Regions from separate parts of the Homo sapiens genome. Here region 1 is linked to region 2. Evidence: read pairs that join two places in POLR2A ChIA-PET (ENCODE). Cell type or tissue: OCI-LY7. All regions are shown on one strand. Links, peaks and the distances in the headings refer to the core of each region. The heading gives the core; the rest is flanking DNA. Region 1 has its middle 13 kb from the start of ABRAXAS1. Region 2 overlaps HELQ (helicase, POLQ like).

Region 1 (16,073 bases), core at 5,684-8,183, 59 kb before region 2:
GTACTTTCTCCGGGTGGGTAGAAGCATTCCCAACAACTTCACAAACTTCAGAAAGTGCAAATATTGTCACACAAACTCTCATCATGCATATAATTCCCGGTTTCGGACTCCCAATAGCCATCCAGTCCGATAACGGACCTGCCTTCACCAGCCAAATTACCCAAGGCGTCTCTACATCCTTAGGTATAAAATGGGTCCTCCACACACCCTACAGGCCTCAATCTTCAGGCAAAGTTTAAAAAGTTATCTCTGTCCTTAAAGCCCAACTCACCAAGCTGGCTCTAGACACCCACCAGTCGTGAACAAAAAAATCTCCCTTTTGCCCTCATGAGACTCTGCACAACACCAAAGACATCCTCTTTTTATAGTCCCTTTGAAATCATGTATGGCCAAACTTTTGTTTTGGGGCCTCCACCCTTACCAGACTCTGAGCCACTCAAGAATTACCTCCCTTCCTTAATCCAGACATGGTCTTTCATTTGTGAAGCAGCAAATGAGGCCATGCCTCTCCCTGTCAACACCGCCTTGTCCTCTCAACATAACTGTCTTGCAGGCACAGATGTGTTTCCAGACAATCCAAACAATGCTCCTGCTAGAACGACGTGGTGGCTACCAACCCATCTCTCAAGAATACCCAAAAAATTAAGGTTTTCTTTTTCCAAGGTGTCCACGCCACCCCCTATGTCATGCCTGAAGTAGTTATTGAGAAAGTCATTCCTTTTCCCTTTGCTATAACCAAATAGACAAGAATGTAAGATTCTCCCCAGGGCCTGAAAGCCTAAGGGGATGAGTGACTCCTGCCTGCTCAGGCCCAGTCCCAAGGCGCAAGGCCACCTGCATCAGCAGCGTGTGTCAGCAAGACAGCAGAAGCAGGAAGAGAGCCAGCCGGAAGTCACGTACGCCTGAAGCTCAAGAAAGAGGCCATCCAGGTACGACGTAGCAGTTACGTCAGACTAGGACACTTCCTGTTTATAAAATCTTTGCCTCATCTTCACTTGGGGCTGACACCATTTTAGGCCTCAGCCCGCCTGCACCCAAGTGCTCATTAAAACAGCATGTTGCTCCAAAAAAAAAAAAAAGATTGAAACTGGCCCAATAGTCTCATAGACTATTCTTTTTGATTAACACAGAAATTGACCCTTCTGGTCTCAGCTTGAAGGTTATATTTATTTTATCAGAGTTCCTTCCTCAGGAAAGGTCCTTCAGGCCTCTCAAAATATAAGTATCAAAGAACTGAAAGTCACCAGATCACGGCACCAGGTGACTGCTTCCTTGCCCCTCCCCAGTTCTTGTTTTCTTACACATTGTTACACTTCGTCCCTGATATATAAACCTGGCATTTTAGTAGTCAGGGAGATGGACTTGAGACTGAGCTCACATCTCCTTGGCTGCAGCATCTGACTAAAGCTTTCTTCCTTGGTGATACTCGTCGTTTCAGTGATTGGCTTTCTATGCAGCAAGCAGCAGGACCTAGACCAAACCACTCATGTTTCAGTAACAAGATCTCTGTCCCCAGGCTACAGGTTCACTCACAGTGAACTCAGGTGAAGGTGCAGACCTTAGAGTCAGATAACAGTGAGTTTGAGTTGAAGGAAAGCATTAAGCCTCAGTTTCTTCCTAAACAGGAAAAGTACAGCATCTCTTAGGACCTTAGTGAGACAAAATTATGTAATACAATGAATGCAAAGTGTCTGGTCTGAAGTGAGCATGGCCTTCAGCAAATAACTTCTGTGAGCCTAAATTTTTTAATCTATGACTTTGATATAGTAGAATAGTGGTTTGTTATGAAATGAAATAGTGTACAAACACAACAGACACACAGTACTTCTCCACTTCCTGCCCCTGCCCCTGCCCCCAGCCCCAGCCAGCCAATCACAACTTTTACATTACAAAAAAGTCTGTTTCAATTTCCTGATGCATTTCTGTGAAGAGTAACTCACCACAGTAATGAGCAAAGATTAATTTAAAACATAAATAGAGCTTAGGCAACATAGGAAGACTCTGTCTCTACAAAAAAATCTTTTTATTAGCCAGGTGTGGTGCCACATGCCTGTGGTCTCAGCTACTTGGGAAGCTGAGATGGGAGGATCACTGGATCCTGGTAGGTTGAGGCCGTGCAGAGTCATGATTGTGCCACTGCACTCCCGCCTGGGTAACAGAGCAAGACCCTGTCTCAAACGCACACACAAAAACACACACACATAAATAGGCCGGGTGCAGTAGATCACACCTGTAATCCCAGCACAGCACTTTGGGAGGCCAAGGTGAGAGGATTGCTTGAGCCTAGGAGTTCAAAGTTTCAGTGAGCCATCATTGTGCCACTGCACTCCAGCCAATGCGACAAAGCGAGACTCCATCTCAGAAATAAATAAAATGAAATAGGGATGAAAAATATATGAGTGAAGAAAAAAATGACCATCTTAAGAAAAAAACCTGAAAAGTCCAAATGCATGAGACAATATTGTAGCATATATGCAACCTTCAAAATATGCCCAGTGGTATATCACTGGTTTCTTTCTCCGATTAATAAAGAAAAAAAGTTTGGGGGAAGAGTCTAATTTTTGGAAATTGGGCCACTTGTACCATAGTTTATTCTTCTTAAAAAATTATGACTTCACTTTTATGTTAAATATTTGTTTGAAACAAGCTGAGGCAAGTTTTATTAAAGAAAAATTTTGCTTGATGGCTGGGCACGGTGGCTGATGCCTGTAATCCCAGCACTTTGGGAGGCCGAGGCGGGCAGATCACTTGAGGTCAGGAGTTCAAAACTAGCCTGGCCAACATGGTGAAACCTCTTCTCTATTAAAAATACAAAACTTAGCTGGGCATGGTGGCAGGCGCCTATAATCCTAACTACTTGGGAGGCTGAGGCAGGAGAGAGAATTGCTTGAACCTAGGAGGCAGGGCTTGCAGTGATCCAAGATCACATGCCACTGCACTCCAGCCTGGACAAAAAAAAAAAGAAAAAGAAAAAAAGAAAAAGAAAAATTGTGCTTGTTTTACTTTTCACCAGTCTGCTCTGGCATGCTACTAATGATATCAGAATGGGGTCAATGATAGCCAGTGTGTGCAGTATTTTCCCCAACCTGTGCCCAATTCCAAATTATTGCCACTGTGGTGATGGACACCAGTTTTGGCCAGTGTGGCATTGTACTTTATTTTATATTTCCTCAAAGCTGGGCAGTTGTGGTGAGGTCAACTGATTTCGCTTTGCCTTGTCTGATCATATTCAGAGTCTGCTTGCATCCCAGCATGTACTATCCACTTTTCACAATGAGTTGGAACCTAGAGTTTATCAACTCTAGTGACTTTTTCATCTTCACTGCAGCCAGCATCTTCCTGCCTTAGAGATGCGATGCCCCCCAGTCAAGAGCAGCCACCAAGATAGCCAGGGAGCAAGAAAGGAAGGAGTTCTCACAATGCAAAGTTCTTCACAGCCTACATTAAATAGTTTTTAAAATCATAGTCTCCGGTTCTGCCTATTGGGTACATTCCTCATTTTTGCAGGCTTTAATGACTTCCCACTAAAATGTAACAGGTTTATAATGGGGTTCTATAGACATATATATTACTGGTATACTAAAACCTGATTTTCCGAGTGCTATTTATACTACTTCCCAATCCCACTATTCAGCTACTTATACAAAATCCTCATTCATATATTCTAGTACTTTCTTTTAGTTGGGATGTAAATGTGTTGTTAATTAATTTACTTAAAAGGGCATCAAATGCCATTACCTTGTTAAAGGGTGCCAAAGATTTAAGCAAAATATTCAGTGGGGCTGGGTACAGTGGCTCACACCTGTAATCCCAGCATGTTGGGAGTCTGGGGCGGGTGGATCATTTGAGACCAGGAGTTCGAGACCAGCCTGGCCAACATGGAGAAACCCCATCTATACTAAAAACACAAAAATTAGCCGGGCATAGTGGCGAGTGCCTGTAATCCCAGCTACTCTGGAGGTTGAGGCACGAGAATCGTTTGAGCCTGGGAGGCAGAAGTTGCAGTGAGCCAAGATAGCACCACTGCACTCCAACCTGGGTGACAGAGCAAGACTCTGTCAAAAAAAAGAGAGAGAAAGGGAGAGAGAGAGACAGAGAAAGAAGAAAGAAAGAAAAGAAAGAAGAAAGGAAAGAAAAGAAAGAGAGAAGGAAAGGAAAGAAAGAAGGAAAGAAAGAAGGAAGGAAAGAAAGAAAAGAAAGAAAGAAAGAAAGAGAAAGAAAGAAGAAAGAGAAATGTTCAATGGGTTCTGAGGCAATTGGTCTAAGAGAGTTGTGGAGGGCAAGACCACACCCTCTGTGATGGTGCAGTTCTTCCCTTGGAGGTGTGGCAGTCCTCCTGAGGGGAGACGGATTCTAGAACAGAAAATAATGTGGGGCAGTGCACCTTTCATTAGAAGGAGGAAGGAAAACCTTTCCTTTATCTTGTCTTCTGCCATTCGGCTTAGACTCTGAGAGTAGAGAATCTTAACGCTACACACAGTAGTAGTGGGACTGAGACTTGGGCTATAGCAGTGTTGGTTTGGGGCCAGTCAGAGAAAGTTCCATAAAAGACCCTGAGTAAGGGTCTGGCCCTTATAGTTTTTTGTTTTGTTTTGTTTTTAACTTTAATTTTAGGCCGGGCCCAGTGGCTCACACCTGTAATCTCAGCACTTTGGGAGGCCGAGGTGGGTGGATCACCAGGTCAGGAGTTCAAGACCAGCCTGGCCAACATAGTGAAACCCATCTCTACTAAAAATACAAAAAAAAATAGCCAGGCGTGGTGGCAGGTGCCTGTAGTCCTAGCTACTTGGGAGGCTGCGGCAGGACAATCGCTTGAACCTGGGAGGTAAAGGTTCGCAGTGTGCCAAGATTGCGCCACTGCACTCCAGCCTGGGCAACACAGCGAGACTCTGTCTAAAAAATAAATAAATAAGTAAAATAAAAAACTTTAATTTTTAAGTTCAGGGATACGTGTGCAGGTTTGTTACATAGGTAAGTCTGTGTCATGGGGGTTTGGTGTACAGATTATTTCATCACCCAGGTATTAAGCCTAGTACCCATTAGTTATTTTTCCTCATCCTCTCCCTCCTCCCACCCTCCACCCTCCTGTAGACACCAGTGTCTGTTGTTCCTTTCTTTGTGTTCATGTGTTCTCGTCATTTAGCTACTACTTGTTAGTGAAAACATGCATATTCAGTTTTCTGTTCCTGGATTAGTTTGCTAAGGATAATTGTTACAGGTAGTTAGGCATGAGCAGGGGTCAGGAGAAGACTCCCCAACCCACTAGGAATGTGGATGATGGTTCAGTAATTATCACATCACCTCTCTAAAAGTGATACATTGGCAGCCGGTGCCAGGGAGAGGCCATTTCCTGATGGTCCACACCTTTTGCACTAAGGTGTTAATTGAATACAGACACCAGGGCGAAGCAACTTCCCAGGCATGCGCATTAAGAGACAAAATGGTGGAGTATGACCCTCCAAGAAAACACCACCAAAAAAGGGGAGAAAGCTTCAGATGGGCATGTGTACAACTTCCTAAACACGTGCACCCAAAGATAAGGAGGGCGCTGTGTGTGTAGGCAGCCCATCCTAAGGGAAGAGTCATGGGAAAGCCAGCCTATAAAGTTCCAGGGTCAAGGTTAAACACCACACTTGATCTCAGTGCCTGCTTGGGTCTCTTACAAGCCTACTCTCCTTTTCTTTCTTTCCTGTTCTAAAGCCTTTTAAATAAACTTCCACTCCTGCTCTGAAATTTGTTTCGGTCTCCTTTTCTGCCTTATACCTCTCAGTTGAATTCTTTCTTCTGAGGAGGTAAGAATTGAAGTTGCTGCAGACCCATACAGATTTGCCACCAGTAACTCAGATACCTTCCACCAGTAACATAATGGCCTCCAGCTCCATCCGTATTCTTGCAAAGGACATGCTCTCATCAATGGAAGACTAGATAAAGAAAATGTGGTACATATACTCCATGGAATACTATGCAGCCCTTGTAGTTTTGCATTACTCTTAGCTTTCCGTATCTGTAAAGCATTCAGTAAAGCTACATCAATTGTCAGGCCATGAGCCATCCAGCTTCTTTCTCTTTGGAGACCAGATGTCCCAAATTATCATCACAGTCTCATGGATTAAGAACAGCAGATAGCTGGGCACAGTGGCCCATGCCTGTAAACCCAGAACTTTGGGAGGCCAAGGTGGGAGGATCACTTGAAGCCAGGAGTTCCAGACCAGCCTGGGCAACACACCAAGACCCCATGTCTACAAAAAAAAATTTTTTTAATTAGCTGACTAGTGGTGGATGTCTATAGTCTAGCCACTCAGGAGACTGAAAAATACATAAATGGCCAGGTACGGTGGCTCATGCCTGTAACCCTAGCACTTTGGGAGGCTGAGGCGGGTGGATCGTCTGAGCTCAGGAGTTCTCGACCAGCCTGGGCAACACAGTGAAACCCCGTCTCTGCTGAAAAATACAAAAAATTAGCCGGGCGTGGCAGCATGTGCCTGTAATCCCGGCTACTGGGGAGGCGGAGACAGAAGAATCACTTGAACCCGGGAGGCAGGGGTTGCAGTGAGCCGAGATCGCACCATTGCACTCCAGCCTGGGTGGCAGAGCGCGTCTCCATCTCAAAAACAAACAAACCAACAAAAAAAAACCATAAACATTTAGTCTGGGTGCAGTGGCTCACGCCTGTAATCCCAGCACTTTGAGAGGCCAAGCCTGGCAGATTACTTGACATCAGGAGTTAAGACCAGCCTGGCCAACATGGCAAAACCCTGACTCGCCTAAAAATACAAAAATGAGCTGGGCATGGGGGTGCATGCCTTTAATGCTGGCTACTCGGGAGGCTGAGGCACGATAATTGCTTGGACCTGGGAGGTATAGGTTGCAGTGAGCTGAGATTGTGCCAGTGCATTTCAGCCTGGGTGACAGAGCAAGACTGTCTCAAAAAAATAAAAATAAACATTTACACAAGATATTTTAGTTTTCTCTTGCTTCATAAAAAAAAAATCACTCTAAAATTTAGTAGCTTAAAATAACAATGATCTATTATTTCTCTTGATTCTGTAGGTTGACTGAATTTAGCTGGGTGGTTCTTCCACTCCACTTGTTGTATTTGAAGTCACTCATGAGGCTATGTTCAGCCCGAAGCACACCTGGGGCCAAACCATTCCAGAGAAGCTCATCTTCTAGAGTGTCTCTCCACATGGCTCTCATCATTCAGTGGTCTGGCCTGAGCTTTTGTACAGCACAGTGGCTGACTTCAAAGATGTTGAAGGTGGAAGCTTCCAGAACACTTAAAGCCTAAGTGTGGAAGTGGCAGAGTCACACAGGATGCATTGTATTGATTAAAGGAAGTCACCAGGCCACCTCAGTTAAAAGGAAGGGAAAATAGACTACTTGATGGGAGAAGCAGCATGAGTGCATAGGGTAGGAGAAATTGTTGATGGCCATGTTTGCAGACAAACTACCACACACAGTAATATATAAGATCATTATATGTATTTCCTCTCTGTCTCTTTAAACAGCTATCAAAGAATTTGTCCTTATTTTATTGTTTTTTAACTTTTCAGCATGAACCCACAGGACATAGAGAGTCCATTTTCCTTCTTTTTTTCCTTCTTTCTCTCTCTCTCTTTTTCTTTCTTCCCTTTTTCTTTCTTTCTTTCCTTTTTCTTTCTTTCCCTCTCTTCTTTCTTTCTCTCTCTCCTCTCCTCTTTTCTTTTCCTTCTTTTTCTCCAAGAGACAAGTTTTTGCTCCATTGCCCAGGCTGTAGTACAGTGGTACAGTCATAGCTCACTGTAGCCTCTTAACTCCTATGCTCAAGCAATCTTCCTGCTCCGGCCTCCTGAAGTGGTAGGATTAGGGTGTAAGCCACTGCACCTAGCCTAATTGTCACATCTAAATGCAGTAACTTTTCCACAACTTTGTGAAGGTAGCAATTTATTTTGAAATAAAATTTACATAGCCCAGATCCTCTCTCAGTTGTGTTTGCAGCTGCTCAGCCATCTCTTTCTGGTATCAATGCCACCTCTAGCTTGCTGAGCTCCAGGCAAAAGGCAGGGGGCTGGTAAGGAACAAGTTTTCTATACCACAGCTCTTTCTAAGCTGATTGCCTGCAAATCAAGCAGGGAGTGAAGAAATCTTATCACTACAGGCCTGGCACTCTGGCATTCCTTGAAACCAGACATTGTTAGAAGTTCACTAAACTTTTATTTTTCAAATGTCTCATCCAGCATCTGGTGTGAGAAATTGTGTAGGACTTTAACACTGATCTTGGAGTTTCCAGAGTATAGCTTTTGGTGCTTGAAGGAGGCACGTGAAGCCTATCTGACTGCCCTATTTGAAGTTACTAACTAGTATGTGATCCTAGTATAATAATTATGAAAAAAGACATCCAGCCATTCCCTAGTATATATACAAAAAGAGCTTAAAATCCACTGTGATCAGGTGCATCTCATTCTCAAACAAAACAAAACATGTTTGTCTTCCCTGTTATTATTTATTCTGACCATTAGATATTTGGTGGGGGCAGGGAGAGAAGTTAAAAGGTATCTAAATATATTATTGTTACATTAGACTGGGTGGCTTAAAAAACAGAAATGTACTTTCTCACAGTTCTGGAAGCTCTAAGTTCAAAATCAATATGTCACCAGGCTTGGTTCTACGAATAAGACCTCAAAAGCACAGACAACAGAAGCAAAAATAAACAAATGGGATTATATCAAACTAAAAATCTTCTGCACGGCAGAGGAAACAATCAAGAGAGTGAAAAGACAACCTACAGGATCAGAGAAAATATTTTCAGACTACTCATCCCACAGGGGATTAATATCCAGAAGATACAAAGAGTTCAAACATCTCAATAGCAAAAAACAAAACAAGAAAACGTCTGATTATAAAGTAGGCAAATGATCTTAACAGAAAGTTAAATACCGCATATTCTCACTCACATGTGGAAGCTAAAAAAAGTTGATCTAATAGAAGTAAAATGTGGAACCAGAGGATATTAGAGACTGGGAAGGGGAGGATAGGTAGAGATTTGCTAAAGAATACAAAATTACAGCTAGATAGGAGGATAAGTTCTAGTGCTCTGCAGCATTGCAGGTTGCTTATAATTAACAATAATGCGTTGTATAGTTTCAAATAGCTAGAAGAGAGGATATTGAATGTTGCTCTGTGTGTGTGTGTTTGTGTGGGTGTGTGTGTGTGTTTTAAGATGGAGTTTTGCTCTGTCACTTAGGCTGGAGGGCAGTGGTGCAATCTTGGCTTACTGCAACCTCCACATCCCCGGTTCAAGCAATTTTAGTGCCTCAGCCTCCCAAGTAGCTGGGATTACAGGTGTGCACCACCATGCCCAGCTAATTTTTGTATTTTCAGTAGAGATGGGGTTTCACCATGTTGTCCAGGCTGGTCTCAAACTCCTGACCTCAGGTGATCCCCCAGCCTCCGCCTCCCAAAGTACTGGGATTACAGGCGTGAGCCACTACGCCTGGCAGGATATTTGCTAGAGCAGGAGCACCGTCATCTCGGACAAACACCACCACTTTAAGTTCCAGCTCCCTTTCTAGCCTCATGCATTTCAAGGAAATCACTTCTCTTCTAACTACAAGCAGCCAGAAAGAGCAGACAGTAAAACACAGATAAGACCGCTTGGAAACAGAGGGAGGTGAGGAGAAAGTCTCTTGGGTAACTGCCAAACTTCACCCTCATACAATGGGCCCCAGTAAGACAGTGGGCCTTAATAAGCACTTTTCTTTCCCTTCAGGAATACTAAGATAGAGAAGCTAAAAGCAGACTTGGGGGATATGCCTGCAGCTGCAAAAAGGTGTATGGGAATAGAAACGCAACTGTCCCTCCCAGATAAGCACAACAAAGAGACACAGAAGCAGTCCAAGCCTCTTATAAACTCTCCTATCCTGAATCTTTAGAAACTCTTAGTCTGTTAGAGAGTGTGGCTCTGACCTAACTCAGCCAACCGCCCTTCTCAGGTTTATTTAAAATAAACCTGCCCCTGTTGACTGAAAAGCCATCCTTTGTGTTTCTCTCCTCTTTCTTTAATTCTTACAATATTAAATGTTGTCAACACAAAGAAATGATAAATCTTTGAAATTACCAATATGCTAATTACCCTGATCTGATCACTATGCATTGTTTGTATTAAAACATTATGTAGGGCCGAGCGCCGTGGCTCACTCCTGTAATCCCAGCACTTTTAGAGGTTAGGCGGGCAGATCACGAGGTCAGGAGATTGAGACCATCCTGGCCAACACAGTGAAATACCGTCTCTACTAAAAATACGAAAAATTAGCCGGGCGCGATGGCGGGCCCCTGTAGTCCCAGCTACTCGGAAGTCTGAGGCAGGAGAATGGCGTGAACCCGGGAGGTGGAGCTTGCAGTGAGCCAAGATTGCATCACTGCACTCCGGCCTGGGCAAAAGAGCGAGACTCCGTCCCCCCCAAAAAAAAAAAACATTACGTAGCCCATGAATGTATACAATTATTATTTTTTAAAAAACGAAAAAAACATGTAATATTGACAGCAACTAATTAGATGAGTTTTGTAGCATTTTTAGCTTCTATCCATTCAGTATTCTTTTTTTTAGACAGAGTCTGGCTCTGTCACCCAGTCTGGAGTGCAGTGGAGCGATCTTGGCTCACAGCAACCTCTGCCTCCTGGGTTCAAGCAATTCTCCCGCCTCAGCCTCCCTAGTAGCTGGGATTACAGGAGTGTGCCACCATACCAGGCTAATTTTCGTATTTTTAATAGAGATGGGGTTTCACTGTGTTGACCAGGCTGGTCTCGAACTCCTGACCTCAACTGATCTTCCCACCTCGGCCTCCCAAAGTGCTGGGATTACAGGCGTGAGCCACCACATCCAGCCCATTCAGTATCTTTTTATAATTAAATTTAATTTTTTTAAGTATGTTTTTTATATATATGTTTATACATATTATATATGTGTTTATATATTTTATATATGTTTATATATAAAACATAAATATATATTTATATATAAAAATATAAAAACTATATATAAAATATATATAAACATATAATGTATAAACATGTTTATATATTTTTTAAATATTTATATATAATTTATATATATTTATATATAAATATACTTATAAAAATTATATATAATTTATACATATTTATATATAAATATACTTATAAAAATTATATATAATTTTTAAAAATATATATATAAATATATTTATAAAAATTATATATAATTTTTAAAAATATTTATATATAAACATATATATCAACATATATAAAAAATATATATAAACATGTTTATATATATATATACATGTTTATATATATATATATATATATATATATATATATATATATATATTTTTTTTTTTTTTAGACAGAGTCTCACTCCGTTGCCCAGGCTGGAATGCAGTGGTGCAATCTCAGCTCACTGCAACCTCTGCCTCCCAGGCTTAAGCGATTCTCGTGCCTCAGCCTCTGGAGTAGCTGGGATTACAGGCGCCTGACACCATGCCTGGCTAATTTTTGTATTTTTAATAGAGATGGGGTTTCACCATGTTAGTGAGGCTGGTCTCCAACTCCTGGCCTCGGCCTCCCAAAGTGCTAGGATTACAGGCCTGGGCCACCGGCCATTTCCACAATGTTGTTTTTTTTTTTTTTTTTTGAGATTGAGTCTTGCTCTGTCGCCCAGGCTGGAGTGCAGTGGCGTGATCTCAGCTCGCTGCGACCTCCACCTCCTGGGTTCAAGCAATTCTCTTGCCTCAGCCTCCTGAGTAGCTGGGACTACAGGTGCATGCCACCACACCCAGGTAATTTTTTGTATTTTTAGTAGAGACAGGGTTTCACCATGTTAGCCAGGATGGTCTCAGTCTCCTGACCTTGTGATCCGCCCACCTCGGCCTCCCAAAGTGCTGGGATTACAGGCGTGAGCCACCACGCATGGCCTTTTTTTTCTTTCTTTCTTTCTTTCTTTCTTTCTTTCTTTCTTTCTTTCTTTCTTTTCTTTTTTTTTTCTTTTTTTTTTTGAGACACAGTCTTGCTCTGTCTCCCAGGCTAGAGGGCAGTGGCACGATCTCGGCTCACTGCAACCTCTGCTTCCTGGGTTCAAGTGACTCTCCTGCCTCAGCCTCCCAAGTAGCTGGGATTACAGATGCCTGCCACCACTCTCGGCTAATTTTTTGTATTTTTAGTAGAGACAGGGTTTTGCCACATTGGCCAGGCTAGTATCAAACTCCTGACCTCAGGTGATCCACTCGCCTTGGCCTCCCAAAGGGCTGAGATTACAGGTGTGAGCCACCGCACCTGGCTGTTTCCACTCTTTTAAGATAAATTCTGGGCCCGGCGTGTTGGCTTACACCTGTAATCCCAACATTTTGGGAGGCTAAGGTGGGACGATTGCTGGAGCCCAGGAGTTGGAGATCAGCCTGGGAAACATGGCGAAATCCTATTGCTACAAAAATTAGCCTGGTGTGGTGTTGCATGCTTGTAGTCCCAACTGCTCAGGAGGCTGAAGGGGCAGAAACACCTGAACCCAGGGAGGTTGAGGCTGCAGCGAACCATGATCGTGCCACTGCACCACAGCCTGGACAACAAAGTGAAACCTTGTTTCAAAACCAAAAAGACAAATTCTAAAATCCTATGCTACAACAGCCAGCATGGTCTGGCCCTTCTCACTAGCCAGCTTTTACCTCCTGCCTCCCTCCCTCTCACACTCCAGGTTTTAGAATCTTCTAATTGCCTCAGGGTGTTCACACATGGTGTTCCTTTAACTGAGAACACTCCTCCCCACTTCTTTTCCTTTTCCCAAGTATCCAGGTCCTTGAGAAGACTTTCTCTGATCCCAGCAATAGGGGAGTGGGTATCTCAGTTACCCTTGCTTCTAGTTTTCTATTTTTCCTACTACGTATTTATTAGAATCGTAATTATGTCATCATATGAGAGATGATGTATGTAATTTTCCTTTCCCCCACTGGATTATAAATACTATTAGGGCAGGCACTATCTCTATTTTGTTATTCAATGTACCTCCAGCAACTAGCACAGTGCCTGATGTAAAGCAGGCAGTCAATAGCTGTGAATTCATGACCATAAGGAAAGTGGAAAGCAAGATTTTTGCCCTTTAAGAGATGAGAATTTTCCTAGGGAAAGAAAAAAAAATCCAGGAAACACTTAGCTGTGCCCAACTATGCCCAGCAGTTCAATAATTAAGAACCAAAATGCCAGGTACAGTGGCTCACAACTGTAATACCTAATCTCAACACTTTGGCAGGCCAAGGCGAGAGGATCACTTGAACCCAGGAGACTGAGGCTGTAGTGAGAAGCTGGGCAACAGAGCAAAACCTAGTCTCAAAAAAAAAAAAAAAAAAATGACATGGCCAGGAAAGATATCATAAATCCAGGGTAAGTTTTTTTAATACAGATTAAGGTGATGCCTTTTCCAATGATTAAGTCTCTAAAGATTTAGTCGTCCTTCTCTTCCTGATTCAGAGAGGGAGATACACTTACAAATAGATATTTCCTTTATAGCTTTAAATTTCTCTTACAAAAGGGTAACTTTCCAGAACTGCTCCTATGTCTGTCGTTTCTCAAAATAACCAGCTCAAAATAATTCTTATGACAAAGAGGCATATTTGGGATAGCACATTCTGGATTCTACAGTCCTATTTTGGGGTGGTGTGTCCTGAACCCCATTAATAAGTTTAAATTACAAAAATTAATAATAAAGTATAATATGTATTTTTAAAAGTGAAAATAGATTTTGATTTTTAAATGATTTTCACTCACACCTGTAATCCCTGCAGTTTGGGAGGCCAAGGCAGGAGGATTACCTGAGCTCAGGAGTTCAAGACCAGCCTGGCCAGTATGGCGAAACCCCGTCTCTACTAAAAATACAAAAATTAGCTGGGAATGGTGCTCACCTGTAGTCTCTGCTACTTGGGGGCTGAGGCAGGAGAATCGCTTGAACCCGGGAGGTAGAGGCTGGAGTGAGCTGAGATAGTGCCACTGCACTCCAGCCTGGGCAACAGAGTGAGAATCTCTCAAAAAAATAAATAAATATAATGTAATATAATATAATAATCAAAATATACACAAATACCTATATACATTAATACACATATGAATAGATAAAAACCTGAAAGAATATAAGCCAAACCATTCACTGTAATATCTTTGGATGGAAGGATTATGGGAACTTTCTCTTATTTCATTATATAAATATATAACATACTTTTTGTCTGTTTGTGACAGCACGTTGCTCTGTTGCCCAGACTAAAGTGCAGTTGTGCCATCATAACTCACTGTAACATTAAATTCCTGGGCTCAATTAATCCTCCCACCTCAGCCACTCTAGTAGTTGGGATTACAGGTGTGAGCCACCTCACCCAGAGGCAGGTGCTTTTTTTGTTTAACCCAAGCCAGTCACTTATTCATTATTTAAACTAGCGTAAATTATTCACTGAAGCTATAGAAATTAATTTTCTACCAGAAACAACCTTATACCTAGAGTTGTCCATACAAGCTCAGATCAAACTAATGCCTCTTGGAATTTTCTATCTGAATGCCTTCTCAGGATTAGCTGAACTGACACTGCTGAAACTTTTACTTTGGTCTTGGAATTTATCCTAAGGAGGACTCTGTTGGAATTCAAATTAGCTTCTTAACCCTGTCTGCAATAATTCTTAAAGCATCAGTCAGCACTACTATTTCTGCAGTTACTTTATCTCCTTTGCCAGAGTTCTATTGTTTTTATATTTGTGGATGTGCAAGGGTATTTTTTTAAAAAAAAAACAATGATTCTTATCCAAGATACAGCATTTAAGTCATTTTTACTAAATCACCATGGATTTTCAAAGTAGCCTATTTTAACACATTATAACAGATTAAGCCCTATTAACTATTTTTACATAATAATAATCTCTGAACCCCAATCAAAGGCCTTTTCCTTCAGAACTACTATCACAGTGTCCCCTGCAGGTCACCAGGTAGAGGTGCATCCTGAGGGGGCATATTTCTTAACGGTGTTTGTGTAATTTTCCTTATGCCTCTTTAACAGATGGAATGAAATAATAACAAGTTGGAATGTTATCACATTAATACATCTTCAAATTTCCCTGGAACCTCAGATAAATTTATTTCTGTGTCTATAATCTTAGAGTTATATCAAGTTTTATCAGAGATTTTTAAAACTCTCATTACGTTTTTAATACACAAAAATATTACAAAGAAAACAAAATGTGTTTATAATAGTATTTCCCAGATAACATAGCCTTAACAAATAATACTTATCTAGGTGCAGTGGCTCACTCCTGTAATCCTAGCCTTTTGAGAGACTGAGGCGGGAGGATTGCTTGAGCTCGAGAGTTCGAGACCAGCCTGGGCCACATAGTGAGACCTCCCCATCTCAACAAACCATCAAAAAATTAGCCAGGGATGGTGGCATGTACCTGTAATCCCAGCTACTCAAGAGGCTGAGGTGGGAGAATCGCTTGACCCTGGGAGGTGGAGGCTGCAGTAAGCCATGATCACACAGCTGTACTCCAGCCTGGGCAACAGGATTGAGATCCTGTCTAAAAAAAAAAAAAAAAAAAAAAAAAAAAAAAAAAAAAAAAAAAAAAATTAAAATAATACTTGTTCACCATTAGAAATAAATCATGTCTATAATTAAAAAATGAAATTCATCATATTATATTTTGAGTATGTTTGTATTTGAAGTTTTTTTTAATTGGCAGATATTTGAAAATGTGATCTTTATGGCTCTGAAAGCCCTTTATAGGTGATATGGAAAAGCAAGCACTTTGTTTCACTTTTGATGCTCTGAAAAGCAGACACAAAGACAGGAGTCCATGTGCAAGAGAGAGACCTATTGGGGAAATGTCTGTGAAAGATAAAGGGAAGAGAGCAGGAGTAAGCAAGGAGAGGCTGCAGAAAACCATGCTTATCTGACACCTGGGAAAGGAGGAAGGGAAGGATAGGAGTCTCAGACTTCAGTGCAAGCTAACATAATCTTAGCCAGGCTGATGGAGAGTCCTTGAGCCAAAGTCCCATTACAGGAATCCTGCATCTTATAAGAATGGGCCTGTGTTAAT
Region 2 (16,073 bases), core at 7,414-9,913:
GCAAGAAAGAAAAAATTTAATATATTCCTTGCCAACAAGTGGTGGAAAAACCCTCGTGGCTGAGATTTTAATGCTGCAAGAACTGCTTTGCTGTCGGAAAGATGTTTTAATGATTCTTCCATATGTGGCAATTGTCCAAGAAAAGGTGTGTGTGTGTGTATGTTTTAAAACAAATGTTATTTGCTAGTACTTTGACGTTAAGATCTGTAAATGTGATAACTTTGTATTGTTGAGAAGTACCTCTTTTTTTTTTTTTTTGAGATGGAGTCTTGCTCTGTCACCCAGGTTGGAGTGCAGTGGCACCATCTTGGCTCACTGCAACCTCCGCCTCCCAGGTTCAAGCGATTCTCCTGCCTCAGCCTCCTGAGTAGCTGGGATTACAGGCCCATGCCACCATACCCAGCCAATTTTTGTGTTTTTAGTAGAGGCGGGGTTTCACCATATTGGCCAGGCTGGTCTCAAACTCCTGATCTCCAGTGATCCACCCGCCTCAGCCTCCCAAAGTGCTGGTATTACAGGCATGAGCCACTGCGCCTGGTGAGAAGTACCTCTTAATGATGGAGAATTAATATTTTTAGAATGTATAAAAGCAGTATACACTACCTAAAATATCTTCAAATACTAATTACCAGTTGTTGAAAGTTTTACTTTTTCTAAACTGGTGGATTAAACATCATCTTAAATGTTCTATTACTATTTACCCTGCTTTTTCTTTTTTGAGATGTAGTCTCCCTCTGTCGCCCAGGCTGGAGTGCAGTGGCACAATCTCTGCTCACTGCAACCTCCGCCTCTTGGGTTCAAGTGATTCTCCTGCCTCAGCTTCCCAAGTAGCTAGGATTGCAGGTGTGTGCCACCATGCCTGGCTAATTTTTGTATTTTTAGTAGAGATGGGTTTTCATCATGTTGGACAGGCTGGTCTCGAACTTCTGACCTAAAGTGATCCTCCCACCTCGGCCCCCCAAAGTGCTGGGATTACAGGTGTGAGCCACTGTGCCCGGCCTTACCTTGCTTTTTCAAGCAGAAACTATTACTAAAATGAGTTATTCTGATGCTTTTTTTTTTTTTTTTGAGACAGTCTTGCTCTATCACCCAGGCTGGAGTGCAGTGGCATGATCTCAGCTCACTGCAACCCCCACCTCCCAGACTCAAGTAATTCTCATGCCCCACGACCCCACCCAGCAGCCAGAATCGCAAGCACACGCCACCACGCCCGGCTAATTTTTTTATTTTTGGTAGAGATGATGTCTCGCCATGTTGGCCAGGCTGATCTCAAACGCCTGTCCTCAAGTGATCCACCTGCCTCAGCCTCCTAAAATGCTGAGATTACAGGCATGAGCCAACACACCCCTGATGCTTTTTGGTATCAAAGGCGCCAGTTGAAATTTATTTTCACATGTATTTTAGAAGTTGCATTTATTTTGCAAAGATCGAGACATTACAGCATTTCTTACGTATGTCTTGCCTGTGACCTTGTTCCTGTTGATGGGTATTAAACACTACTTTAGCTTTTTTGAACCCCATGAGCACCTAATGGGGGGTTTTTTACTTGTGTTTTTTGGTTTTGTTTATTTATTTATTTTTGAGTCAGGGTCTTGCTCTGTCGCCCAGGCTGGAGTGCAGTGGCATGACCAAGGCTTACTGCAGCCTCAATTCTCTGGACTCAGGCAGTCCTCCCACCTCAGCTTCCCAAGTAGCTGAGACTACAGGCCTGTGCCACCACAGCCAGCGAATTTTTTATTTTTTATAGAGATGAGGTCTCACTGTGTTGCCCAGGCTGGTCTCACCTTCCTGGGCTCAAGTGATCTTCCCGCCTCAGCCTCCCAAGGTACTGGGATTACAGGCATTGGCCACAATGCCTGGCCAATTTTTCTTTATTTTAACTAATATTCTAGATTTCAGGTTTGTCAAGTTTTGGTATAGAACTCGGTTTCTTTGTTGAAGAATATGCTGGAAGCAAAGGAAGATTTCCTCCAACTAAAAGAAGGGAAAAGAAATCACTCTATATTGCCACTATTGAAAAAGGACATAGCTTGGTGAACTCCTTGATTGAAACTGGAAGAATTGACAGTCTGGGTCTGGTTGTTGTAGACGAGGTTGGTTAATACTTTTGTAATTTGTCAATATTTTTATTATACTAAATATTTATTATTCTGGTTATTGTGTGGATCTACTTAGTACCTTAGTACCTCTATAAAAATAAATTTATTTGAAAATATAGACAATATAGGTGAAGACATTCTATGCTTGATAATCTTAAATTTGGTTTTGTGTCAAGTGTTTCTTGAAGTGTGAACACGTATGTGTGTAGTATACAATTTTATTGGCTGGGCGTGGTGGCTCATGCCTGTAATCCTAGCACTTTGGGAGGCCGAGGCAGGTGAATCACTTGATGTTAGGAGTTCAAGACCAGCCTGGCCAACAGGTGAAACCCTGTCTCTACTAAAAATACAAAAATTAGCCGGGCGTGGTGGTGGGCGCCTGTAATCCCAGCCACTCGGGAGGCTGAGGCAGGAGAATCGCTGTAACCCAGGAGGTGGAGGTTGCAGTGAGCTAGGATCACGCCATTGCACTCCAGCCTGGGGGTCAAGAGCCAAACTCCGTTTAAAAAAAAAATTTTTTTAGTAGTACTTATGAATCCCAGATTTATAAGGATTTTGTACCAAAAGCTCATTAACCTAAATACCAGTGAAATAATATACATGTATTATAGTTGTTATATTCAAAATACTTAAAAGTTATAAGCAACTCTTTACAAACAAATTTCATATGAATATATGCATGTTTTATATGAGCACTATATGAAGATTTACTTCTCTGTCCTTTTTAAAAAAAATCTCGAAGTTGCACATGATTGGTGAAGGAAGCCGTGGAGCTACACTGGAAATGACCCTAGCAAAAATCCTCTACACTAGCAGTAAGTATTTTTTCAAATGAGGTCATGAATTGATTTATAATCAAGAGACTTATAAAATACTTAATTCTATCACTAGCTACAGTATGTAACCTAAAGCAAGATACTTAAGCTTTTTGCCTTTGTTTTAAAATTTCTAATGAATAGAATTTTGAAGGTAAATGAAATTGGTATTTGAAGAAGTCCTCTATTATTATCCGCCACTTACTAGCTATGTGTGCCCAGGCACATCCCTCAACCTCTATGTTTCTTTATCTGTAAAACAAGGATAATAATGGTACCAGCCTGATGGGATTGTTGTAAGGATAGTGTGAGTTAACACATGTATTGCATTCAGCAGTGCTTAGCACACTGCATTCAGTAAGGGTTTGCTGCTGCTACTGTGGCCATCATCATCATCACCATAATAATACATATAACATAAATATTATAATAATAATATTGTAAAGCGATACATTTAAATAGGTCAGTTTAAGGAGCTATTTTGCAGCATCAGGTAGTCTTTAAAGTTTATGAAAAATTTATTCTAAATGTCATAACCTACTATTGATATGCTATTGCAATATTTACCTTATATATGGAAAAATTAACTATAAAGGTCAAATCTTAAAAAGTATTTAAAAAATTTCAACAGCAATAATATTTAAGCAGGTTATAGCATTTTATAATTGTTCATTCAAAAAAATATTGATCACCTACTGTGTGCTAGGCACTATTTTAAGTGCTAGGGATACAGCAGTGAATAAAATAGTCCCTGCTTTCATCAAGCCTGTATTTTAGGGCATCCCTATTTGAATATTCTCTGAACAGCTAAGCCTAACTAAGGCTTAGTCTGAGCCAAACTCATTTCCTTCAAAGCCGTTCTTCAGCCTGAATTCTCAGCCACCACTCTCCAGCCAGCCAAGCCAGGGTCCTACATATTCTATCAGCAACCAAATCCTATCTGGTTTACCTCATAAATATATTGTTACTTCTGTCTCTCCTATCCCTCATTACCACTAAGTCTTTAGTTCAGTACCTCATCCTTTCTACCTGGATTGCCACAGAAATCACCAAGTTCTTCTGTGTACCCACTGCCCTTCATCCACCAAATCCATCTTTCTTTAGCGCAAGAAGAATGATCTTTCCCAAATGCAAATCCAATTAGTTTATTTTACTGTTTACCATTCTTTAATAGCTCCCCTTTGCTTTCTGCATAAATCCCTAATTTCTTAGCACAGCCTTTCTTGATTTGACCCCATGCCCACCTCTTCAGCTTTGTAGTCTATCCTTATGGAATGAGAAGGATACTCCCACTTATTCCTCTTTCAGTGAGTTTCTTGAATGATCATTTCAAGACATAGGAGCAATGAAGAAACATTTGCAAAGAAGGCCTATTTGGGTTTTCATTCAATAGTTAAGTCTATAGAAAGCAGCCATTTTGTATTGCCCAGGATGTCATATGGCTTCATAAGCTTCACTCCACCTTTATTTAAAACAACATCAACAAAAACTATAGTCCCAACTACTCGGGAGGTTGGGGCAAGGAGAACTGCTTGAACCCAGGAGGTGGAGGTTGCAGTGAGCCGAGATCATGCCACTGCACTCCAGCCTGGGCAACAGAGCAAGACTCTGTCTCAAAAAAATAAATAAATAAATAAAATTAAAAGTTAGCTTGATAGCAAGATCTCATAGAGGACTTTTCATGGGCCAAGAGTTCGAGACGCATTTAGCCCTCTATCCTACTACCTCTACATCTGTCTATAGCCATACCTGTGGAACATATCATAGCTCTTCGTAAAGGGGATCCAGATAGACAGTTATAAGCAGATTTATACTCATTTATTATTGTTTAGAAGCCTTAATATCCTAGTTCTTGCCAAGTTTGAAACTCTGTAAACTTCTAAGTAGTAACTTTCAGGATACCTGAAAAATTTCATTCTTCAAATGCCAGATTAATACTCTGGTAATATATTTGTAGTTTTCTTTTTTTAAGAGGTCAGGTCTCACTGTTGCCCAAGCTGCAGTGCAGTGACACAATCATGGCTCACTGCAGCCTTGACTTCCTGGGCTCAAGCGATCCTCCCACCTCAGCCTCCTAAGTAGCTGGGACTACAGGCGTGCACTACCATGCCCAGGTAATTTTTAATTTTTTTGTAGAGATGAGGTCTTACTATGTTGCCCAGGCTAGTGTTGAAGTCCTGCCCTCAAGCGATCTTCCCACCTCAGCCTCCGAAAGTGTTGAGATTACAGATGTGAGCCAGGCACCCAGCTATTTGTATTTTTCTTACTTACCTCTCCCACCCCTTTCCCAAATCACTCAGGAAGAATTCAGAGCACAAAAGACTTGCTAAAATTACTTTATGATATATTAAATAACATATTTTCCTTAACACTTTGGCTTTTGTTTGTTTGTGTTTTAGAAACGACTCAAATTATTGGTATGAGTGCAACATTAAACAATGTTGAAGACCTACAAAAGTTTCTTCAAGCAGAATATTATACCAGTCAATTTAGACCAGTATGTACCTAAGGTTTGCACTGTATTGATTTGTTTCGTATTCATCTAACTTAGAAATGAAAGTAGTAAACATAGGATTTAAAGAATTCTGTAGAGTAGTGAAGGGGCATATTTTACTCACCATGACTATATGCTAATAAGAGGTTGTGTATAGAGAATTTAAGAGTTTGTGTATAGGTCAGGGATCTTGGGTTGGGTCACTAATGTATCTATAGCCTGGCCCACAGGCTGTCAATGAACGTTCATTGAATGAGTTTTCCCAAACCCCCATTTTATTTTTTCACTTCTTATTCTGTAAACTAAATTTTTTTATTTGGCAAAATTTTAGTGAGACATGTTTTGAGTTATTGGCACATTAAAAAATATATCTTAAAATTTAAAATATTTTTAAATATTTATATGTTAGTAGTTATAATACTTTTTTAATAAGTTAAGGCTTCACATGGATTTACATATAAACTCCTCAACAGCAGCATTCCCAAAATGCTTGAAGAAAGTAAACAAATGTAATTTGTGGTTATTTGAAAATAGCTTGTAATGTATATATATTTTTGTGTGCACTACTAGTGTGTATGTTTTGTGCCTCAATAGTTTTTCAGTGTCTAAATAGGTTTTCAGAAAATATTTTTTTAATTGCCAAATTTTAATTTGAAATTTGATGTTTTAGCTGGGTGCAGTGGCTCACACCTGCAATGCCAACACTTTAAGAGGCCGGGGCATGAGAATTGCTTGAGTCCAGGAGTTCAAGACCAGCCTGGGCAACATGGCGAGACCCCTGTCTCTACAAAAAATTAAAAAATTAGGGCAGCCAGGCGCGGTGGCTCACACCTGTAATCCCAGCACTTTGGGAGGCCGAGGTGGGCAGATCACGAGGTCAAGAGATCGAGACCATCCTGGCCAACATGGTGAAACCCCGACTCTACTAAAAAATACAAAAATTAGCAGGGCATGGTGACGCACGCCTGTAGTCCCAGCTACTCTGGAGGCTGAGGCAGGAGAATCGCTTGAACCCAGTGGGGCGAAGGTTGCAGCAAGCCGAGATTGCGCCACTGCACTCCAGCCTTGCAAGAGAGAGAAAAAAAAAATTAGAGCATATTAGCACTCACATATAGTCCCAGCTACTTGAGAGGGTGAGATGGGAGGATCACTTAAGCCCAGAAGGTTGAGGATACAGTAAGCTGTGTTTGTGCCGCTACACCCCAGCCTGGACTACAGAGTGAGACCCTGTCTCAAAAAAAAAAAAAAAAAAAAAAAAATTGATGTTTTTACATTTGAACCAGATAGGAACATTTTCAAGAGATATTTTTTAACTTAATTGCCACAGTAGACATTGTTATTGTTATTATAAAATGCAATGAGCTGTGTTTACAAACTGTTTTTGTCGACAAATAAAGAAAAATAGTGTGGTGGTATTTAGAATTAAAACTGATGAATAATAAGACAGAAAGTTTTGGCTGGACACGGTGGCTCATGCATGTAATCCTAGCACTTTGAGAGGCTGTGGCAAGAGGATCGCTTGAGCCCAGGAGTTCAAGACCAGCCTCAGCAACATAGAGGAACCCCATCTCTATAAAAATTAGCCTGGCGTGGTAGCGCATGCCTGTCATCCCAGCTACTCAGGAGGCTGAGGTAGGAGGATAGCATGAGCCCTGGAGGTTGAGGCTGCAGTGGGCTGTGATCATGCTACTGCACTCCAAGCCTGGGTGATAGAGTGAGACCCTGTCTCAAAAAAAAAAAAAAAAAAAAGACAAAGTTTTAGATCTTGAGACATAAAACAGATGATACCTTAGTAAAAGTTAAGAACACCAAGACTCACACTTTTTGTGACAAATACAGAAGTGTGTGGTTTCTTTTTTGGATATGATGTTTACTGAATTCAAACATATTTCTTCAAGGATATTGATCTCTATTTTGATTTTAAGGGAAAAAGAGACCAAAACAGAAGAAGAAGAAATGGTAAAGCAAGAACTTTTAAGTTGAAGCATGTTTTATGTATCTTAGAAAAGCTAAACTCTTTTATAGCTGTCCTTTCTTAACCTATTTTACAATATTTAAAACACTGGAAAGATGAATTTATATGTCGTATTAATTGCAAATGTCCTTTTAATTCAAGGTTGAGTTAAAAGAATATCTGAAAATAAATGATACAATATATGAAGTTGACAGCAAAGCTGAGAATGGCATGACTTTTTCACGTCTTCTTAATTATAAGGTAACATTGATAACATTTAAATTCCAGGTTACCAGACTTTGTGTCTGGGGCACAACAAGAGTTTCCAATGGATTCCGTAGAATAGTCTAGATTTTTCAGAGAAACAGCTGATGCTTGACATTTGTTGGACACCATGCAGACTGCCAGTTCAAGATAGCTCGTTTCCAGTTTCAACATTAGATCACACCATATTCTTTTCTATGACATCATATCTTTGTGAAGTTGGGGTTTTTACAGTTGCTGTAAGCAAGTACCGTGTGAAAATCAATCTGGAACAGAAGAGAATAGCTGTGTCCAGTCTTATTTCAGATTTTGAAAGACAGTACCAAGTTGTGCACACATCCCATTAGTGAGCTGTTGTGGTTATTTAAGAATGAAATAAAAATATTTTTTCACTCAACTGATGTGTATTATTTATTCTAACAGCTACTAAATTGTGAGGAAGTACGTATTTATTAAGTTGTTTGGACCTCACTATTTAATTAACAAAACTGTAAAGTATTTCTTTGGGCCCTGGGGCTGTGAACAAAGAAAATTTGGAAAACTCTCCTGTAAATGTTTATTCATACAACAACAACAACAAAAGAATAATTTATGGACCATGTAGTTCAGATATTGGTGTATAAAATGTTAATGTCTACTATGTAAATTTTAGTGTTTTATGACTTGTATGAAGGATATTAAAAAGGGGAAGAAGGGATTATACAGTAGTTTTAGAATTCTGTGAAGATGTGTTATTCTACAGCTATGTCTTTAGTAAAGTTGAAGAAATAGATTTTAAATAACTTCACATTTTTTCTTCATGTTCTTTGTGTTCCTCATGTGACTACAAAAATTGTCATAATTCAGTAGTATGATTGAATCTGTGTTTTTGAAAACTTAATGGTTGTAAAGGGCATGTCTTATTTACACAGTCCGTTAACTATTATTAGGATCAATCTGTGTTTCTCTCTGTGGACTTTTTTGTTCTGCTGTGGTGGAGATGGGCATGTAGTGAGGCTATTAATAACATTAACTATTTTCACTTCTTTAATTTTCTTTAATTCACTTGTTTAATTCTAGGTTTTTTTTTAGACTAACTAGACCTAAGAAAATCATAATAACCTAAAAGAAAAGTGAGATTGAACATTTTGATGTTTAATATAGATTTCATCTTTTCTTTTAAATGATCAGATTTATTAAATTAGAAGTTTAGAATTATAGATGGTTTATTTACCTTTCAAATCACACTGGTAAAAAATTGACAGGGTTTCATGTTTACTAACCACTTTGTTCCTACATCTTGTTGTTTTGCAGTATTCTGATACCCTAAAAAAGATGGATCCTGATCACTTGGTAGCATTGGTGACAGAAGTTATTCCCAATTATTCCTGCTTAGTTTTTTGTCCTAGTAAGAAGAACTGTGAAAATGTAGCAGAAATGATATGCAAATTTTTAAGCAAGTATGTTAATATTTTTTAAATAGCCTGTTTTATTTTTATTAGGAATTACAGACTATGTATTAATTTTATTGGGCAAACACTAATTATGCCTTGCAAAACATCATATTAAGTTGTTTTAGTATACTGAAGGCCTTGACCTTGAAGAAAGAAATTTTAACTGTGAAAAATCACATGTGAAATAGCCAGAGAAACATTCTAAGGTGGCTGGGCACCATGGCTCATGCCTGTAATCCCAGCACTTTGGGAGGCCGAGGTGGGTGGATCACTTGAGGTCAGGAGTTTGAGACGAGCCTGGCCAACACGGTGAAACCCCATCTCTACTAAAAATACAAAAAATTAGCTGGGTGTGGTGCCTTGCACCTATAATCCCAGCTACTGGGGAGGCTGAGACATGAGAATCTGTTGGACCCGGGAGGCGGAGGTTGCAGTTAGCTGAGATCGCACTACTGCACTCCAGCCTGCGTGACACAGCGAGACTCCATCAAAAAAAAAAAAGAAGACCAGGCACGGTGGCTCATGCCTGTAATCCCAGCACTTTGGGAAGCCAAGGTGTGCGGATCATGAGGTCAGGAGTTCAAGACCAGCCTGGCCAACATAGTGAAATCCTGTCTCTACTGAAAATACCAAATTAGCTGGGTGTGGTGGCGTGCACCTGTAGTCCTAGCTACTCGGGAGGCTAAGGCGGGAGAATCACTTGAACCTGGGAGGCAGAGGTTGCAGTGAGCTGAGACCACACCATTGCACTCCAGCCTGGGTGACAGAGGGAGACTCAGTCTCAAAAAGAAAAGGAAAAAAAAAAGACAAAACCCTAAGACTATATGTATGAGAATGTTAAGTAATATTAGGTCAGTGATTCAAAACCTTGGGTGCATAGTGAATCATCTTGGAGGCTTTTAAAAATTCCAAAGTCCAGGCTACATCTTAGACAAATCAGAATCTCTGGGAGTGACACCCAGATATCATTTTGTAAAGCTCCCCAGGCAAGTCCAACATATAGCCAAGGACAGGAACAACTGGCTTAGTCAGTCAAAGGACTAATCACTGTTACCACTGTGGAAATGAATTGTATCTTCCATTGCCTTTTTTTCTCTTTTCCTTTTTTTTTTTTTTTTTTCCTGAGACAGGGTCTCACTCTGTCACCTATGCTGGAATGCAGTAGCACAAATTCAGCTAGCTCACTGCAGCCTCTGTCTCCTGGGCTCAAGTGATCCTCCTACCTCAGCCTCCCAAGTAGCTGGGACTACAGGCACACACCACCACTCCCAACTAATTTTTTGTAATTTTCATGGAGATAGTATTTCACCATGTTGCCCAGGCTGGTTTCGAACTCCTGAGCTCAAGCAATCCGCCCCCCATAGCCTCCCAAAGTGCTGGAATTACAGGCGTGAGCCACTGCGCCTGGCCTGCCTTTGTTTTCTTAGTAAACTTCACACTTAGTTGTATGGACATTTGGATATAATTTCCTGAGTAAGAAATGTGTTGTCTTATAATTTTGTAGTATCTTAATATTGGCTCTGTCGTATTCATAGAGATAAGTATGAAGTTACTTTAACTACTAACAGTTCAGTTTTTTATACACCTGTTTGTCCCATGTGTGGTTTTATCATTTTCTGAGATTTCTTTCAGCCCCTTAGCTAATGCTGTATCACTATTCATAGTCTATTAACCTGAATGCTAATCTAGTCAACCTCTACCTCCTCTTTCAATCCTACTATCATGGATTGGTCTAAGATAGACTTAAATTTATTGAATAGCAAAATATAAAAATGTTTGGAATAAGATGAAGGAGTTGCTCATTTTGGTAACAGTCTGCTTTTACAATGATTTTGATTATAAAAGCTTAAGGAAATTAAATTATCATTAAAAAAATTCTCAGTAAATCATTCATTTTCTTAGAGTAATTCAAGGTAATAAGATGGAGACACTGGCTAAGTGATGGAAACATTGTAGGATGTGAAGTTTCTAAAGTGCAAGTGTTTAGGCAGTGTTTTACCATGGAAGTATGATTTAATAATATGTATGTTTCCATCTTCAGAAAAGAAAATTTATGTCTTTAAAAAAACTATCCCCTATAAAGATATATGTTATAAAGAAAAAAACAGTTATAACATCCAGAGCAAAGGTCTAAACCTGGTGTCCATGGATTCAAAGGAAGTACAGGAATGAATTTTAGGAAATCCACGAACCCTCTGAAATTATATGTAAAGTGTTGTATTTATGTAAATAGTTATATTTTTCCTTTTTTTTTTTTTTTTTTTTAGACAAGGCTTTGCTCTTTCACCCAGGCTGGTAGGTTCATAGCTCATTGCAACCTCAAACTCCCGGGTTCAAGCAATCATCCCACCTCATCCTCCCCCATAGCCTGGAACTGCAGGTGCATGCACCACCATGCCCGGCTAATTTTTGTTATTTTTTGTAGAGGTGGTCTTGCTTCACTGCCCAAGCTGATCTTGAACTCTTGGGCTCAAGCAATCCTTCTGCCTCTACCTCCCAAAGTGCTGAGATTACAGGCATGAGCCATCGCATTTCGCCTTTCCTTAGTTTTGATAAGATTTTCACAGGGTTCTGTAATCCACAAAAAGATTGAGAGACTGCCTAATAGTTAATGAAGTCAGAATCAAAATTCTAAGAACATTTAATGTACTTAACTCAATGGAAATAGTACATTAAAGAATGTTTACATTAGCATCTACTAAAATGAAAATGGTAGAAATTTTGTCACTAAAAGATCAAGGGCTCATATTTCTAACAGATCTTTTTCATAGGGAATATCTGAAACATAAGGAGAAAGAAAAATGTGAGGTGATTAAGAACTTGAAGAATATTGGCAATGGCAACCTGTGTCCTGTTTTAAAGCGCACTATCCCATTTGGAGTTGCCTATCACCACAGTGGCTTAACAAGTGATGAAAGGAAACTCTTGGAGGAGGCCTACTCCACAGGAGTGCTCTGTCTTTTTACCTGCACATCTACCCTAGCGGCAGGTGTCAACCTACCAGCTCGAAGGTAAGAGATAAGTAAGTGTTGACCAGGCTCAGAACTTTTCCATTTCTAGCTTGCGAGGAGTTTTGTTGTTTTATGCTTTCTCAGTAGTGGATGAGAATTTATCAAATGTTCTTTTAGCATATGCTGAGTTGATTGGTTGGTTTATTTTCTTTAATATTTTAATGAATATGTAATGAAATATGTAATGAAAAATAACGTTAATAGATTTCTTGATATTAGAATTCCATCCTTTCTGCTCTTTATATCTGGTTTTGATGTTAGGGTCTATTAATCTGGTTTTGTAGAAATAGTTGGCAAGTGTTTTACCTTTTTTATGATATGAAAGAGTTTATTTAACATAGAGATTTCCTTGAAATCTTGGAGAGCTGATCCATAGGCAATTTGTGTCTAATATATGTATTTTAAAGCAGGCCCTTGATTACCTTTCCAGTTATTACCAAAGGTGTAGGCCTGTGTAATTGACTTCTCCCCTTTATAATTTATGATCATGGGGTATTTTGCTAATAAATGATCAATTTTTATAAACTTTCCATGAGTGTTTAAAAAAATATGTATTTTCAGTTGAATATGCAGTTTTGTACATCTCAGCGAGATCACAGAGGTTCATTGTGTTATCGGCTTCTCTATTTTCTTACTATATTTGATTCCTTGGTCTATCAATTTCAGAGAAGTGTGTTAGTCTCCCACTTTAATTATGTAGTTATCAGTTTCTCCTTTTTGCATCTCTAGAAGTTATTACTTTTTATATTTCAAAACTATTTAGATATACAAAGGTTTACTTCAAATATCTTATTGCCGAATTATACCTTTTATCAATACAATAAATACTTGTTTTTCTCATTTAATAATTTTGCTTTGAATACCAGGACTCATTTTTTTTTTTTGCCACGTATGTACCTTTTTCCATTCTTTTATTTTCAATTTCTGTCTCTCATTAAGTTTTCCATTTTTCAGACAATTGAAGAAAAAAATGAAAGTTATATATCCTGTTTCTATTATTCCAGTGGTTACTCTTAAAATTTTAAGTTGTAACCAAACATTTTTTATTACTTTAGAATTAATCAATAACTGTCCTCTCCTGAACATAAAAAGAGGCTTAGCATGTCCTTAGTATATTCTACTCTGCCCCATGAATGTTGCAATTACTTAGAATTTTAGTGCCAGATTTAAACATTTTCTTTCATCTTATGTAGTATTTAAACTTACCTGTAAATCATACTTCTTTTTTGCTTACCACTGCCTCTTATATCCCACATCTTTCTTCTCTGATTTTTTTTTTTTTAATTTTGCCTTCCTTGAGTAATCCTTTTTAGAATACCGCTTTAGGGGGTAAAACATTTTGACTCTTTGCATAGTTGAAGATATCTGTATTTTGGCCTCACACTTTTACACTTCACTAGCAAAAGAATTCTAGATTCAATTTTTTTCCTTTAGGGATTTTGTAAATATTGTTCCATATTTTCTAGAGGCCAATGTTGCTCATTTTTGTCTCTGCATGGATTTTCTGTTTTTCTTTTCCAGAAACTTTTAGACTTTTCTCTTTAACCTCCCAATTTTGTCATGGTGTATAATAATAGTTGTAATTACTACATTCCCCTCCCTTTCATGTAGTAACAACTTTACATGCATTGACTTGATACAGCTTCACAATAACTCTGTGAGGAAGGTCATATTTTATTACACACCTATTATAGAAGGGGAAACTGAGGCACTAAATAATTAAATAATTTTCCCAACTTTAAAAAGTTACATAACTTTTTCCCAACTCATTTTCCAACAAATGAGTTTTAAAGCCAGTGTTTGAACCCAGGAAGTTTGATTTTACAATCCCAACAGTACTACTTTTCATTCATAGGGCTTAGCACTTGGGTGGATGCTTTTAATCTAAGCTTTATGCCTTTCTTCTTTGAGTAATTTTTTTTCTGTTATTTCTTTTTCTTCCCATTATCTCTGTTCCTTGCTTTTATAATTTCACTTAGGCAGGGTTGAGGCCTCTTAGATTCAGCTTTCGTATCTCTTTTCTTACACATTTTTCAGAATGTGGAAGAATGTAAGCACACGTTTGTGCCATGTAATTTTTTTCAACTTTACCTTCCATATCAAAAAATCAGTTTTTTTGTAATCCCAGCACTTTGGGAGGCAAAGGTAGGAGGATTGCTTGAGCCCAGGAGTTTGAGACCAGTCTGGACAACATAGCAAGACCTCATCTCTACTAAAAAATTAAAAACTTAGCTGGGCATGGTGGCATACACTTGTGATCCCAGCTGCTCGAGAGGCTGAGGTGGGAAGATTGCTTGAGCCCAGGACATCGAGGCTGCAGTTAGCTATGATTGTACCACTGCACTCCAGCCTGGGCAACAGTGAGACCCTGTCTCAAAAAAAAAAATGAGTTTTTAACTGATATCCATTAACTACATTAACTGTATCCATTAACTATTTTCATTCATTATTCAGTTCTTCAATTGAATTTTCTTTTTTGTGAGACAGAGTCTTACTCTGTTGCCCAGTGGCCAGGCTGGAGTGCAGTGGTGCGGTCTCGGCTCACTGCAACCTCTGTCTCCTGGGTTCAAGCGATTCTCCTGCCTCAGCCTCCCAAGTAGCTGGGATTACAGGCGCCCACCACCACACCTGGCTAATTTTTATATTTTTAGTAGAGTCGGGGTTTCGCCATGTTGGCCAGGCTGGTCTCAAACTCCTGACCTCAGGTGATCTGCCCACCGTGGCCTCCCGAAGTGCTAGATTGACAGGTGTGAGCCACCACACCTGGCCCTTCAAATTTTTTATGAATTTTTAAATAAAGTTAATTTTTTTTTATTTCTAAGAACTCTCTTTTGTTGTTCTTTCCTTATAATAGTCTACTCCTTTTTTTTTTTTTTTTGAGACAGAGTCTCGCTTTGTCTCCAGGTTGGAGTGCAGTGGCATGATATCTGCTCACTGCAACCTCTGCCTCCCGGGTTCAAGTGATTCTCCTGCCTCAGCCTCCCAAGTAGCTGGGATTACAGGCACACAACACAATGTTTTTTAGTTTTTGTGTTTTTAGTAGAGACGGGGTTTCACCATGTTGGCCAGGGTGGTCTTAATCTATTGACCTCGTGATCCTCCTGCCTTCGCCTTCCAAAGTGCTGGGATTTACAGGCATGAGCTACCACACACGGCCAATAGTCTACTCCTTTTTTTTTTTTTTTTTTTTTTGAGACGGAGTCTCGCTCTGTCACCCAGGCTGGAGTGCAGTGGCGCAATCTCCGCTCACTGCAAGCTCCGCCTCCTGGGTTCACACCAGTCTCCTGCCTCAGCCTCCTGAGTAGCTGGGACTACAGGCGCCTGCCACCACGACCAGCTAATTTTTTTATTTTTAGTAGAGACGGGGTTTCACTGTGTTAGCCAGGATGGTCTCCATCTCCTGACCTCGTGATCCGCCCCCCTCAGCCTCTCAAAGTGCTGGGATTACAGGCGTGAGCCACCACGCCCCGCCAATAGTCTACTCTTATATTGTGGATATAATACTCTTTGGAATTTTCTGTTAATGCTAATTAGGATTTTTAAAAGTTCTCTTCTGATCCCTATATTATCTGGTTTTGTGGTCACTTATTCTGTATATTCATGTTATGTTTCTTTTATGTTATTAGTTTTCTTCAAGTATTTGGTAATCTTTTCTGCATATGAGATTTATAAATAAAGAGGAAGTTGACTAGTATAGGTAAACAATAGGTTTTTTCTTCCCTTTGGATAAGAAAGCTGACTAACTGACTATAGACTTCTGTATATATGAACATAATTGAAATTGCTTTTTTTTTTTAAGAGATGGGGTTTCACTCTGTTGCCCAGGCTGGAGTGCAGTGATGTAATCACGATTTACTGCAGCCTCAACCTCCTAGGCTCAAGTGATCCTCCCACCTTAGCCTCCCAAGTATCTGGGACTACAGGGGCACACTACCATGCCCAGCCAGTTTTTTGTTGTTGTTGTTGTTGTTTTTGTAGAGACTGCATCTCACTATATTGCCCA

Evidence for each region. Peaks named below come from ENCODE experiments on the same cell type or tissue, not always from the same donor. Only the 100,000 strongest peaks of a DNase experiment are listed, where the experiment ranks them.
Region 1: POLR2A ChIA-PET joins it to region 2 with 6 read pairs; 16 of 35 experiments call an interaction of 5 or more read pairs at or near these places.

What each region holds. Positions count from the first base shown.
Region 1 is chr4:83,489,961-83,506,033 of GRCh38, reverse strand. It overlaps the pseudogene RPL30P5. Among named protein-coding and RNA genes, the nearest start is that of ABRAXAS1, 13 kb to the right of the region's middle. In OCI-LY7, for the core only: no CTCF peak of the experiment used is centred there; no DNase peak of the experiment used is centred there.
Region 2 is chr4:83,432,855-83,448,927 of GRCh38, reverse strand. It overlaps HELQ (helicase, POLQ like), which reads left to right. Exons shown (of 18, transcript NM_133636.5): 3 at 1-145; 4 at 1,893-2,093; 5 at 2,842-2,914; 6 at 5,314-5,411; 7 at 7,525-7,623; 8 at 8,920-9,065; 9 at 11,831-12,070. Among named protein-coding and RNA genes, the nearest start is that of HELQ, 15 kb to the left of the region's middle. In OCI-LY7, for the core only: no CTCF peak of the experiment used is centred there; a DNase peak (open chromatin) is centred at 8,577; H3K4me3 peaks cover 1,463 bases; H3K27ac peaks cover 2,500 bases.